Regions from separate parts of the Homo sapiens genome. Here region 2 is linked to region 1. A link is a contact called in ENCODE Hi-C data. All regions are on one chromosome and are shown on one strand. The core of a region is the stretch at or near the end of the contact, and the rest is flanking DNA. Distances in the headings are between cores, read along the strand shown. Region 1 holds the start of NPTN (neuroplastin). Region 2 holds the start of TMED3 (transmembrane p24 trafficking protein 3).

Evidence for each region. Hi-C counts contacts between places; a loop is a spot of excess contacts on that map. Pooled maps may share reads with other maps.
Region 2: a loop to region 1 is called in a map of CD8-positive, alpha-beta T cell, with 17 times the contacts of the local background. The contact joins the promoter of TMED3 here to the promoter of NPTN in region 1. A Hi-C loop is called at or near these places in 2 of 168 maps with a recorded cell type or tissue (CD4-positive, alpha-beta T cell and CD8-positive, alpha-beta T cell) and 4 of 50 pooled maps.

What each region holds. Positions count from the first base shown.
Region 1 is chr15:73,631,229-73,636,856 of GRCh38, reverse strand. It overlaps NPTN (neuroplastin), which reads left to right and starts at 3,468. Exons shown (of 9, transcript NM_012428.4): 1 at 3,468-3,732. The coding sequence starts at 3,642. LOC105370891 (a long non-coding RNA gene) reads right to left here and starts at 440. Exons shown (of 3, transcript XR_932451.3): 1 at 120-440. RefSeq lists silencers at 3,312-3,611, 3,692-3,951.
Region 2 is chr15:79,307,685-79,313,312 of GRCh38, reverse strand. TMED3 (transmembrane p24 trafficking protein 3) reads right to left here and starts at 2,201. Exons shown (of 3, transcript NM_007364.4): 1 at 1,896-2,201. The coding sequence starts at 2,063. RefSeq lists silencers at 2,028-2,097, 2,308-2,357.

The DNA.
Region 1 (5,628 bases), core at 2,219-4,718:
GAGTGGGGTGGTCATCTGAATAGCAAGAGCTTTAAAGGGGCAGAGATATTTACAAGAGGGAGGAAACCATTAGGAAGTTCAAGGTCAACTCTAGGAACAGTACAAGCCTTTTGACTAACATCCTTGAGTGAATCACGTTCAAACCAAACCACGCGAAGCCTTTCAGTTGGGAATGCTGTATTCCAGACCTTTCCACCAGGGGGCGCGATCAGCAACGGAGAGCCTAACTACAAGCAGTCCCTCGAGGCCAGGTAAGTGTGTCTCAGCTTGAGCTCTGAGGACCCCTAGGGCTCTTCTAAGGTATTGCAAAGAGCTCAGCCATCCTCTGGCACAGCCACACACACTTGCAGAGATTTTTTTTTTTTACAGTGTATGTAAATCTTGAACAACAAAAAAATACAAATTCCTAAATTCTTTTAAAGAAGTTACTGACTTAGGCCGGGCGCGGTGGCTCACGCCTGTAATCCCAGCACTTTGGGAGGCCGAGGCAGGTGGATCACAAGGTCAGGAAATCGAGACCATCCTGGCTAACACAGTGAAACCCCGTCTTTACTAAAAACATAAAAAATTAGCCGGGCGTGGTGGCAAGAGCCCGTAGTCTCAGCTACTCGGGAGGGTGAAGTAGGAGAATGGCATGAACCCGAGAGGCAGAGCTTGCAGTGAGCCGAGATCGCGCCACTGCACTCCAGCCTGGGAGACAGAGCGAGACTCCGTCTCAAAAAAAAAAAAAAAAAAAAAAAAAAAGGAAGTTACTGACTTAGACCAGGCATGGTGGCTCACTCACGCCTGTAATCCCAGCACTTTGGGAGGCTGAGGCAGGCAGATCACCTGAGGTCAGGAGTTTGAGACCAGCCTGGCCAACATGGCAAAACTCTTGTCTCTACTAAAAATACAAAAATTAGCTGGGCATGCTGGCGGATGCCTGTAATCCCAGCTACTTTGGAGGCCGAGGCACAAGAATCTCTTGACCCCGGGAGACGGAGGTTGCAGTAAGCCGAGATCCCGCCACTTCACTCCAGCCTGGGCAACAGAGCAAGACTCCATCTCAAAAAAAAAATTACAGAATTATTAAAAGGTCTTAGTTATTATGTATTTTCTCGATGAAAAGTGACAAAGTACAGCTACTATCATGTGGAATTTGGTGACATTTCTCCCTGGGTAAAAGGGTTTTTTCATAACTGCAGGTTTTGAGAGTTGACTGGTAACACCCATACTTAAAAATGTTCTTCCCAGATCACTTTTTGCAAGCATGAGATAAGAAGAAGAATACAAAGCTGGAGTCAGAATTGTAGTAGCAGCATCAACATCAACATGAGTGTTTACTATGCACCAGAAACTGTTCTAAACATTGCACATAAATTTACTCATTTATTCCTTCTATAATCTTGGAAGGTAGGTGCTATCATTAGCACCATTTGACAGAAAATAAGGTCCAGAGAGATTAGGTCATTTGCCTAAGATGACAGAGCTCCTGGATGGTAATGTTGGTGTTGTGGACTTGAATTTCATCTTTCCATTAGCCGGAACAGTCTATGTTATGTCACAGGAACAAATACCCCTTGAATCTCACAGTTTAATTCAACAGAGGGTACCTGTTCTGTATGGGTTAGCAGGGGGGTTAAGCTTATTATGCTAACTCAGGGACTAATGCTGACACAAGGTTCGTTTTGATATATGCTTTCATCGTCATGATCAGTAATCACTACCAAGACGAAAGAGTATGGGAAAGAGTCTAAACTGGAAATGAAATGCTTCTGCTTGAAGCAATGCATGTTACTTTACACATTTCACTGACCCAAGCACATCCAATGCCACTCCCGACTTCAAGGGGACAAGAAAATGCACTTCTACCATGAGTCTATTAACAAGCAAACCAGATTGTTGGCATTAATGATTAATACAAACATTCTGAGAGCTGGAGCCGTTCGTGTCCTCCTTTGGCTTCAGCTTCCCTATCCACAAAAAGACCATGATCATTTTGTAAGAATCTCTTGTTGTAAGGATCAAAGAGCCACATTTGTTACAGCTATAATGAGGCAGAATGGTTGCATCCAACCAAAGCTTCCATCAGCTGAAAATCTTGATCCCACCACAGGCAGCCCTGTAGCCCTCCTTACTGGGCTGTCTGCAGAATGGCCTTTGTCCAGATGAAGGTACATGCCAATCTTTTTGTCACTCACACACCTGAGGTTTTGAAGGACATAGTTTTCACTTCAATCAACAACATGCCATAGTGGTCCTGGCCTTTGCTAGAAATTTTGGTCTGGAACCACCAGCTGTTCAGTTCCTGTTGAAAGTTCCAGACCACTTTAGCTTGATAGAGATTGCGAGGGTCTCCTTCTTCCAGGTCCTCCAAACCCTCTCTTTAAATCAAGTCAGGCCACCAGGACTGTTTACTTGGCCCCTCAGAGTTTCCACAGACACTCCCAGGACGTCTGCTGTGAGTCAGGGATGAGCTAAGCCATAGAAATTCCTTTGCCAACCACAAGCCCTGAGGGTAGTACAAAAAATACCCCTAAAAAGAGCATTTCCCAAACTTCTATGCAAACAGTAGTAACCACACTGCCAATCACCCTCCAGAGTGCTTTGCTAGATCCTTTCCTATGGGGCCATTTGACCCTTCCTCACTCCTCTGCTAGCCTAGGCAGTGCACTCCATGAGGACGGGGACTACCTTTTCATGTGGGTTTCACTATGTGCCTGGCACACAGCACGTTCTCAATAAATGTTTTCCGCATTAAGACGCTTCTTAGGAGTCTTCATGTAAGTTCATACACGACTTCCTTGTAGAATTGTGTCAATGAACATGCAATTAGGCTAGCTGAACTTCAGGCCCTGAGAGTCTATGAAGCTAAAATAAGGCCCAGATGTGGGGTGGGAGGGGGAGTAGGCAGAGGCGGCAAAGGAGGACATTTCAGGCAAAGGGAGCAGATGTCCAGGCAGGAAAGCACAAGGTAACGGGGGCACAGGGGGCGCACCACTTTTCCTGGAAGGAAAAAACAGCAGATGAGAGAAGGAGGTTGGAGCCAGTTACCAGTAGAGGTCTATGTTCAAAGTCCAGAAGGAAGAAACAGCAGGACGGGGACAAAGAGAGGAAGGAGGAAAGGAGGCACGGTGTATGAAACTCTGTAGCCAAGAGCGCTAACAAATGAAAGGCAGGATGGGTGGAGGAAATGTACTGTGTTCCAAAGCTTCCTCTTATTTATGGGTGCTCCCGGGCCACAGAGGAGTAAACTGAAGGACTTCCCAGCTCCCCACTGCCCAGAGAGCTAGCGGAGTCCCGCCTCGCCCCGTCACATGGCCAGAGGCGCCCTCGGCACGTGACCTACCTCGCGCTAGGCCAATCAGCCTCTGCAGGGGCGGGGCCACCGAGTCCGCGGGGCGGGAGTCTCCGTCGGAGCCGCCTCTTCTCGCGATCCTTGCGGCGGTCGCTCCTCAGCCGCCCACGACCCGGAGCGAAGGTCTCGCGAGGCCTGGGCGCTGCGGCGGCAGGAGGAGGACGGGGAAGGACGGAGCCGAGCCGCGGCTGCCTCCCTCGCTCACTCCCTCGCGCACTCGCCCGCCCCCTCCCTCCCTCCCCTCCCTTCCCCGGCCCCGGCTCTGGCCCCGGCCCATTCGCTGTTGGGTCTTCTGCTAGGGAGGATGTCGGGTTCGTCGCTGCCCAGCGCCCTGGCCCTCTCGCTGTTGCTGGTCTCTGGCTCCCTCCTCCCAGGGCCAGGCGCCGCTCAGAACGGTAAGCGGGGCGCCGGGGGCGGGCCGGGCGGGGGTTGAGGGGCGCCGGGGCCGGAGGGGGCCCGGCTCTGGCCTGAGGAGACGCTGGAGCTCGGGGAAGGGGGCCGAGTGGGCGTCTGAGGGGCTGCGGGTCCGAGAGGAGGTACCGGCTGCGGGTTTGAGGAGGCGCGGGTGTGAGGACCGGAGGCTCCTATCCGAGCGGCGGGGGCGTCCGGGGTGAGCCCGAGGTGTTGCCCACTCGGAGGCTCCACGTCGTGGGGCTCGTCGTGCCGGGTCGGCGAGGGGACACGGAGGAAGCCGACGTGGGGAGCTGGAGTAGCGGGGGCGGATGAGGAGGGGGCGCAGCTCTTAGGGAGGGTGGCACAAGACCGGCGTTTGTGTTCCGGGCGACGGGGATGGTGGTGTCCGTCAGGCCCCCCGGGAGCTGGGGTCGTCCAGGATTCTACTGAGGCCCCGTAGGACTGGTGACATCCTTAAAAATAAGGGGGAAATTGGGGGGAAGAGAGTCCTGAGGAACACTAATGGTGAGCTGAGTACTAGAGACCAAAGGAGGGGGTAAAGAATCAGGGAACCTTGGATCTAGGGATAGAGGGAAGGTGGGTGGGAAGATGAGGGAGTGGGTTGACTGCAGTAGGGGACCTGGAGAGAGAAGCAGCAGTGTCTCCAAATGAGCTGGGGGAAGAGGGCTGGGTTTGCTAAAGAGGGTGGAGTGCTGGGCATTCTAGGGTAGTGGTTGGGAGAGCAAAAAGGAGTTTCTAAATAAGGAGAGGAAAATGAGCAGAGGATGGAGGGAAAGGGTTGGAACTGAGGTGGGGGAATATTTATTAGAGAAGTAAGGAGGCCTGGGTATAGAGATGGGGGTGGGGGAAGACGAAAAATAAGGGAAGGGAGTAAAATGCAGGAAGTCGGGGGTGTAATGTTGGTTTGCAGTGTGGAGGATAAATTAGGGAAGGGAGGAGTTGGGATGTGGCAAATGCTGTATGATATTGGTCGGGCCTTTGGGAAAACAGGGACACATAGCTGCAACTAATTGCAGTGGTGGGATTGAGGGCAGTGACTGGCGACAGGGAGATGGGGAAGTGGATTTTTGAGATTTAAAAGTTTCAAGACAGAAGAGACGTTATTTCCGAGGAACATGAAAGTGGCCCCTGGGAGGTGGTACAGTAGAAAGCAGAGAATTACTGGGTTTTGAATTGAAGCTCCTTTGAGAAGATGGAGAAGTGGTGGGGAATCATGGGCATAGGGACCTAAACAGAGCAGATTCTGATTGAAGACATGTGTTAGCATTCAGCTGCTGAATTGATCTTTCACAAGTGAGTCTAGGATTGTGAACCTGTTTCTGCCCTTGTGGAAACAGCCATTAAGAGGTTAAAGAATATTTTTTCTGTGAAGGAATTTATGAGAAGTCAGTACTGGAGAGTGAACTATAAATTATTTTTGCTAATCTTTCATTGTTTATTGTTAGGCCAGAACAATTTATGATTACTCTTATTAGAGAGGCTGCAATTTAAATTTTAAAAAATCAGTGATAGAGCCAGTGGAGTTTTTTGAGAAACTGGGTTTAAAATGCTGAATGTTAGAGTTTGTTTCATTATTCCTAAAACGAATAAAGGATTGACAATATCCATCAGTTAAATATGTGTTCGTAGTACCAAATTTTATGTGTGCTTCATGGCCTTGGATATCACTGCAGGGGTCAGGAAGGAAACATTTTTTCTGTCTCTAGCATTGAATATGCTAAGTGTATTGGGTATTTTTCCTGTTTTCCTCTAAGCATGAGTCCACTGTGGAAGGCAGGGTAGAGTTAGTCTTATTTGTCTTATCAGTTTTTCGACTGTGTCAACATGACTTAAAGAAGCCTAATGCTAATTTTAGCTATTCAGTTTATGGTAATAGC
Region 2 (5,628 bases), core at 952-3,451, 5.7 Mb before region 1:
TGCTCTTCCTGAGATGGTGCTGATAAAGCTTCCCGAAATCAAGAGCAAGATGAGGAGGGATGTCCAAGAAACTATTCCAATGCAACTAGATGCCACCGATTCTTTATCTTTGTTCAATACTTAACACAAGACACACAGCAAATCACTGATTTAGGGCACTGCCACTCATTAGCCATGTGACCCTAGACAAGTTACTTTATTCTCTGAGGATATGTCTTTATCCATGAAGTGAGGAGTCAATAAGTTATCACACCTAAAGTGTTTAGCACGGTGTCCAACATAAATTTAGCAAGGGCCCCAAAAGTGCCAGCCAATTACTGGACAATCGTCAGACTGCAAACTAACCCCCTGGGGTTGCAGTGGAGATGTGGGATCTGATTTGGGGGCCACCCTAGAGCATGCATGCTGCACCTCCTGCTTCTCCGTTCCAATAACAGACAGGTGTTCCCCCTCCCCCCACCAGCAAGGGTCATTCTTGGCTTGCTGAATGGGTCAAGTAGCTATTAACAATATATTATTAATGACTGAATGCAAGGAGAAGAAAAATATTGATCGAAGTATTCATGGAATTTCTGAGTGTCAGCGGTGGAAGAGTCTTTGGGAATCATTTAGTTCAAACTCTCCTTGTAACATAAGAAAAATAAGACCCACATAAAGCAAAATCTCACAGGTAGGCAATGGCTATAACCAAGATCCATCAAAGGACACGGTCAATGGCCTCCATCTGCTTCCAAATTTAAATGGCCTCTTTGTCCGGACAAAAGTTACTAGTCCTGCTCAGCAAGCTTTGCAAAAAGCAGTGAGTATCCTGTTGCTAAGTGTGTTTAAACCCAGGCTGGACACACTTTGACAAGGGATTTCCGCCCTGGCAGTGACCAGATGACATCTGAGGTCCCTGCAACCACAGAATTATCATTCTTTTTGTCATTGCACCTAGGTTGCCCATGTTAACCCAGTCACAATTTGCATGTTGTCCACAAAGACCTGAAAGTGGACAAATCAGTGACTGAGACTACCACATAGAAGTTGTCTCCAAGCGCAAGCTTCCTTCAGTGCCTCTAACCACAGAGGAACTGGTCAAATAGCTTGCCCCCATTCCTGCTGCCCGTGGCCCCTCATTTCTGAAGTGCCTATCAGCATGCGTCCACAAGCAGATAGCTGTCTGAGTATGATGCCCACTTGGCCCCCAACCCTAGACCTGCTCACTAAATATCGGGGCAGACTACTCACTCAAGACCTGCTCCTGTCACCTGTGGGCCACGGGATCTCTCAAAGGAGACAGGAATACAGGAACTGAGCTTTTCTAAGCCATATGGCAAGAGCCAAGTCTTGCAGCCACACCGCTCCTTGTAAACACCGCCAGGCCTCAATGGCTGCACTGATCCCTCCTTTCCAAAGTGCCCATTCTCACTTCTGCTGCCCTCACCTCACTCCAACTTTAAACGCTGGAGAGGGGAGGAATAAACTAAAACTATGAGCCCACTTCCTCTTGCTGCCATTTTTCAGTACTCGAAGGCACAAGGTGGTCTAAGAGACTGGGGTTAGAGAGCCTGTGTCCAGCCGATCAGAACTGCCGTTGGTTAGTGTCTCGGGGGCCTGCGGATATCTCTTTGGCCAGCTCCCCAGGCTGCGGGATCCGCCCTGGCGTCCCCATCCCGGGCTCGCACCTGCGGCGCTGACTACCTCCTCGCTGGCCAGGCTCGTCTCGGGTGGGCCCTGATGACCCAAACCTTCCTCCTCACGGGGAAGTCAACTGGTCTCCGGGGACTCCCACCCCATGCAGCCTCCCTGTAGCCTGTGGCTAATTCGAGCGCCTCCAGTCAGGGGCTAGCCAGTGTCCAGGTGAGACCTGGGAGTGGAGGGAGAAGGGAGCGCTGCCGGGCGCCCGGCCTCACCTGGTAATCCAGGGAGAACTTCACGCCCTGCTCCACCTCCTCGTGGAAGCACTGCTTGGCGTTGTCCGGCAGCTCGAAGGTGAGCTCGGCCCCGCAGGGCTGCTCGGCCCGGCGCAGGAGCAGCAGCAGAAGCAGCACGGAGGCGGAGCGCGGGACAGTGCTGCCCATGATGCTCTCGGTCCCGTCTCGAGGGCCGCGGCTCGGGCGCTGCGCCCCCGGCGGGCTGGGGCGACGACTACCGACCGGGTCCTAGGAGGATGTAAGGGGATAGACGTGGCACCAGCGGAGCTCTGCGCTTCCGGGAGGGCCGGCGGCTCAGTGCGCAGCCGCGCGCTCAAAGTGGGCCCGGGCACCTTCCGCCCGCTGCGCGTGCGCGCTGGCCGCGCTGCGCCAGGGGACACGCCCCCCCCACCCCCCCGCAACGCCTCTCCCGGCTCGGAGGGTGGGTCTCCGCGGAGGGGAGGTGGGGCTCCACCTAGCGCGCCCCTACCCAGAAGAGGGAGAAGCCCTCCCCGCTGTTCTGCGCGCTCCCGGACCCGCAGGGCTGAGCATCCCCCCAGGTCGACCCAGGTCCACCCTCCAGCTGCTGCAGCACGAAGCACGTGGGATTTTACTCCCTCTATAAGGCTCCGCTTTTGACAGGCTCTGTAACTTCAGTCTCACACTTCCCTCGAGAACCAGTCTCCTTGTCTTGAAATGGGTGTGCCCAAACCTAACATCCACAGTAGTTAGGGAGCTAGGTGAAAGATAAGGGAACGCTGGGAACCCGATTAACACTCCTTTCTTCATTCCCATACCCTTCCCAAGGTGAAAGAGTGTGCGAAGGGGGTGGGGAGTGGGGAGAGTAAGTAAAGACCCATCATTACACCTGCTCTGGGAAAAACACGAGCGTGCTCACACACAAACGATCTCATGAAAATCCAAGTAAAGTCTCGCAGCGACTTCAGGTATATTTTGGCTGTCAGGCTCGTTGAAAATTCTTTTTGCACAAAACTGTCATTTTTGCACTTTGACTTCTTAAAAGCTCTGAAAGCAGATAAATTGGTTTACTGTCTTACCCATGACCACTGACTTAAGATTCTTTTGTATAATCGTAACTATAGGTATAGTTTTATATTCACTGTGATCCAATAAACAAAGAGAAAAGACGTAGATTGTGATGTCGATACTCAATAAATAACTTATTCAGGAGAGCATTACTAGACGTGGTATATCTTGACTTCAGGAAAGAATGTTACTGCCCATATAGATTTCCGCTGGCCACATTCACTATGGATGAACACGCTAATGTGTGAAAGCAATCTGTAGGCTTGGAAATAACATGCATGCATAACATAGTTAATAATATTGACTGGCTCAGTGACAGGCATGGAAGAGGTGTTTAGTAGTGTCCCTTAAGCTTCCTTCCCTGGCACGGTCCTATTTCACGTTTTTTTTTTTTTTAGGAACTGATAGAAAACATGGAAGTAATAATCATCTGATCTAGATGAACTAAGTGGAGAAATAAATGACAGATATAAAACCACAATTGGCCGGGAGTGGTGGCTCACGCCTGTAATCCCAGCACTTTGGGAGGCTGAGGCGGGTGGATCACGAGGTCAAGAGATCGAGATCATCCTGGCCAATGTGGTGAAACCCCTTCTCGACTAAAAATACAAAAATTAGCTGGGGGTGGTGGTGCGTGCCTGTAGTCCCAGCTACTCGGGAGGCTGAGGCAGGGAGGCAGGGGTATTGCTTGAACCTGGGAGGTGGAGTTTGCAACCTGGCGACAGAGCAAGACTGCGTCTCAAAAAAACAAAACAAACAAACAAAAAAAAAACACGATTGCCCTGGCACAGGTGGAGTGCTCTGCTAAGACTAACAAAAAGAAATTTCGGGCTGGGCACCATAGCTCATGCCTGTATCCCAGTATTTGGGGAGGCTGAGGCAGGAGGATTGTTTGAAGCCAGGAGTTCGAATCTAGCCTGGGCAACATAGTGAAACCTCGTTTCTACAAAAACAAACAAACAAAAATTAACCAGGCATGGTGGTGTGGGTCTGTAGTCCCAGCTACTTGGGATGCTGAGGTGGGAGGATTGCTTGACACCAGGTGTCTGAGGCTACAGTGAACTGTGATTGCACTACTGCACTCCAGCATGGATGACAAAGGGAGACCCCATCTCTAAAAATCAAAATAAATTCCTCCGGATTAAATGTTAAGTCTTACATTTAAGTTCCAAGAAAACACCTGCATAAGTTCAGGGGAGGAGCTGACATTGAAGAAGCTCTAGTCAGAGCATGCAGGCTGTTGGCTGGGACACCTCGGTTCTCCTCCAAGCATCCTCTTACATCTAATAGGCTAGATTACTTCCTTATATGGCAGGTTCAGGGCAGCATCCCAAGAGGAACTAGGCAGAAGGAGCAAGGCCCCTGAGACCTAAGCTTCAGACCTTTTCCAGTATGACTTTCTCCACATTCTGTTGACCAAAGCAAGTTCAAAGGCCAGCCCAGATTCAAGGAGGTGGAAAAATGGAATCTACCTCTGGATTTGAGGAGTTGCAAAGTCACATTGCAAAGGAGGGTCATACTGGGATGGAAGGAATTATGGCTGTTAAGCCATCTTCTATAGTATCCAGACTCACTCAGCTTGTCAATGGCTAAGCCAGAAAGTGAACCCAGATCTGCTTAATTCTGAAGACTACCAGCTTCCCACTAAACACACTGCCTCTACCCATACCTCAGGGAACACTTGTCCTACATGTTCCATAGGGCAAACCTTGGACCAAAGCATGAATCTGACACTGAGGCACATTTCAGCTCACACAATAAATGATTTTCTGGAACCAGAGATTTCCAAAAATAGAATGGACAAGGATAGTACATTTTTCATACCCGAAAATATTCGAACAGATGCAGGTGAACAACCAACCACTTAGCAACAACAGAGATGATTCATGAGCCTGGGTGACAGATAATAGTGGTGTATGACCTCTACGGTTCCTTCCAACCTTGATATTGCATGATATATGGCAAATATTGCGTGATATATGGTACTAAAGGTAGGATAACTTGAAAGAAAAACCAAAAATGTTTTCTATCCACTTTAGTCCTGGGGTGACTTCTGTAAAGTCCTTTTAAAACAGTAAATAAAAGAAACACACACATAAAAATAGTAAATAATAAATATTAAAACAGTAAATAAAAATGAGGATCTTAACAGATGCAGGAAAAAAAGCATGTGACAAATTCAACATCCATTCATGATAAAAACTCTTAGCAAAACAGAAATAATAGACAACTTCCTTAATGTCATAAAATGTAACAAATTTAGAGCAGACATCATGATTAATGATAAACATGTCTTTTCCTTCAAATTTGGGAATAAGACATAAATGCCTGCTATCACAACTGCTATTTAACATTGTCCCAGAAATTCTAGCAGGAAAGGTTAGGCAAGAAAAAGAAATAAAAGGACAAGAATTGGATATATAAACATCCAAATAGTGCTTATATCTAAGGGGAAGGAAAATGCAGAAGTCCAGAAGGGGCACCCAAGAGAGACTCATGAATGTTCACATTCTGACTTTCATTAACTGAACACTTAGGTTTTACTTCTCTAAGTATGTACAGATGCTCCTCGGCTTACAATGGGGTTATGTCTGAATAAACCTATCATGAATTGAAAACATCGTAAGTTACGTGTGTTATGATGAGATGGGCAGTATAAGGTGGACCCATCTGTGCCCTAAAGCAG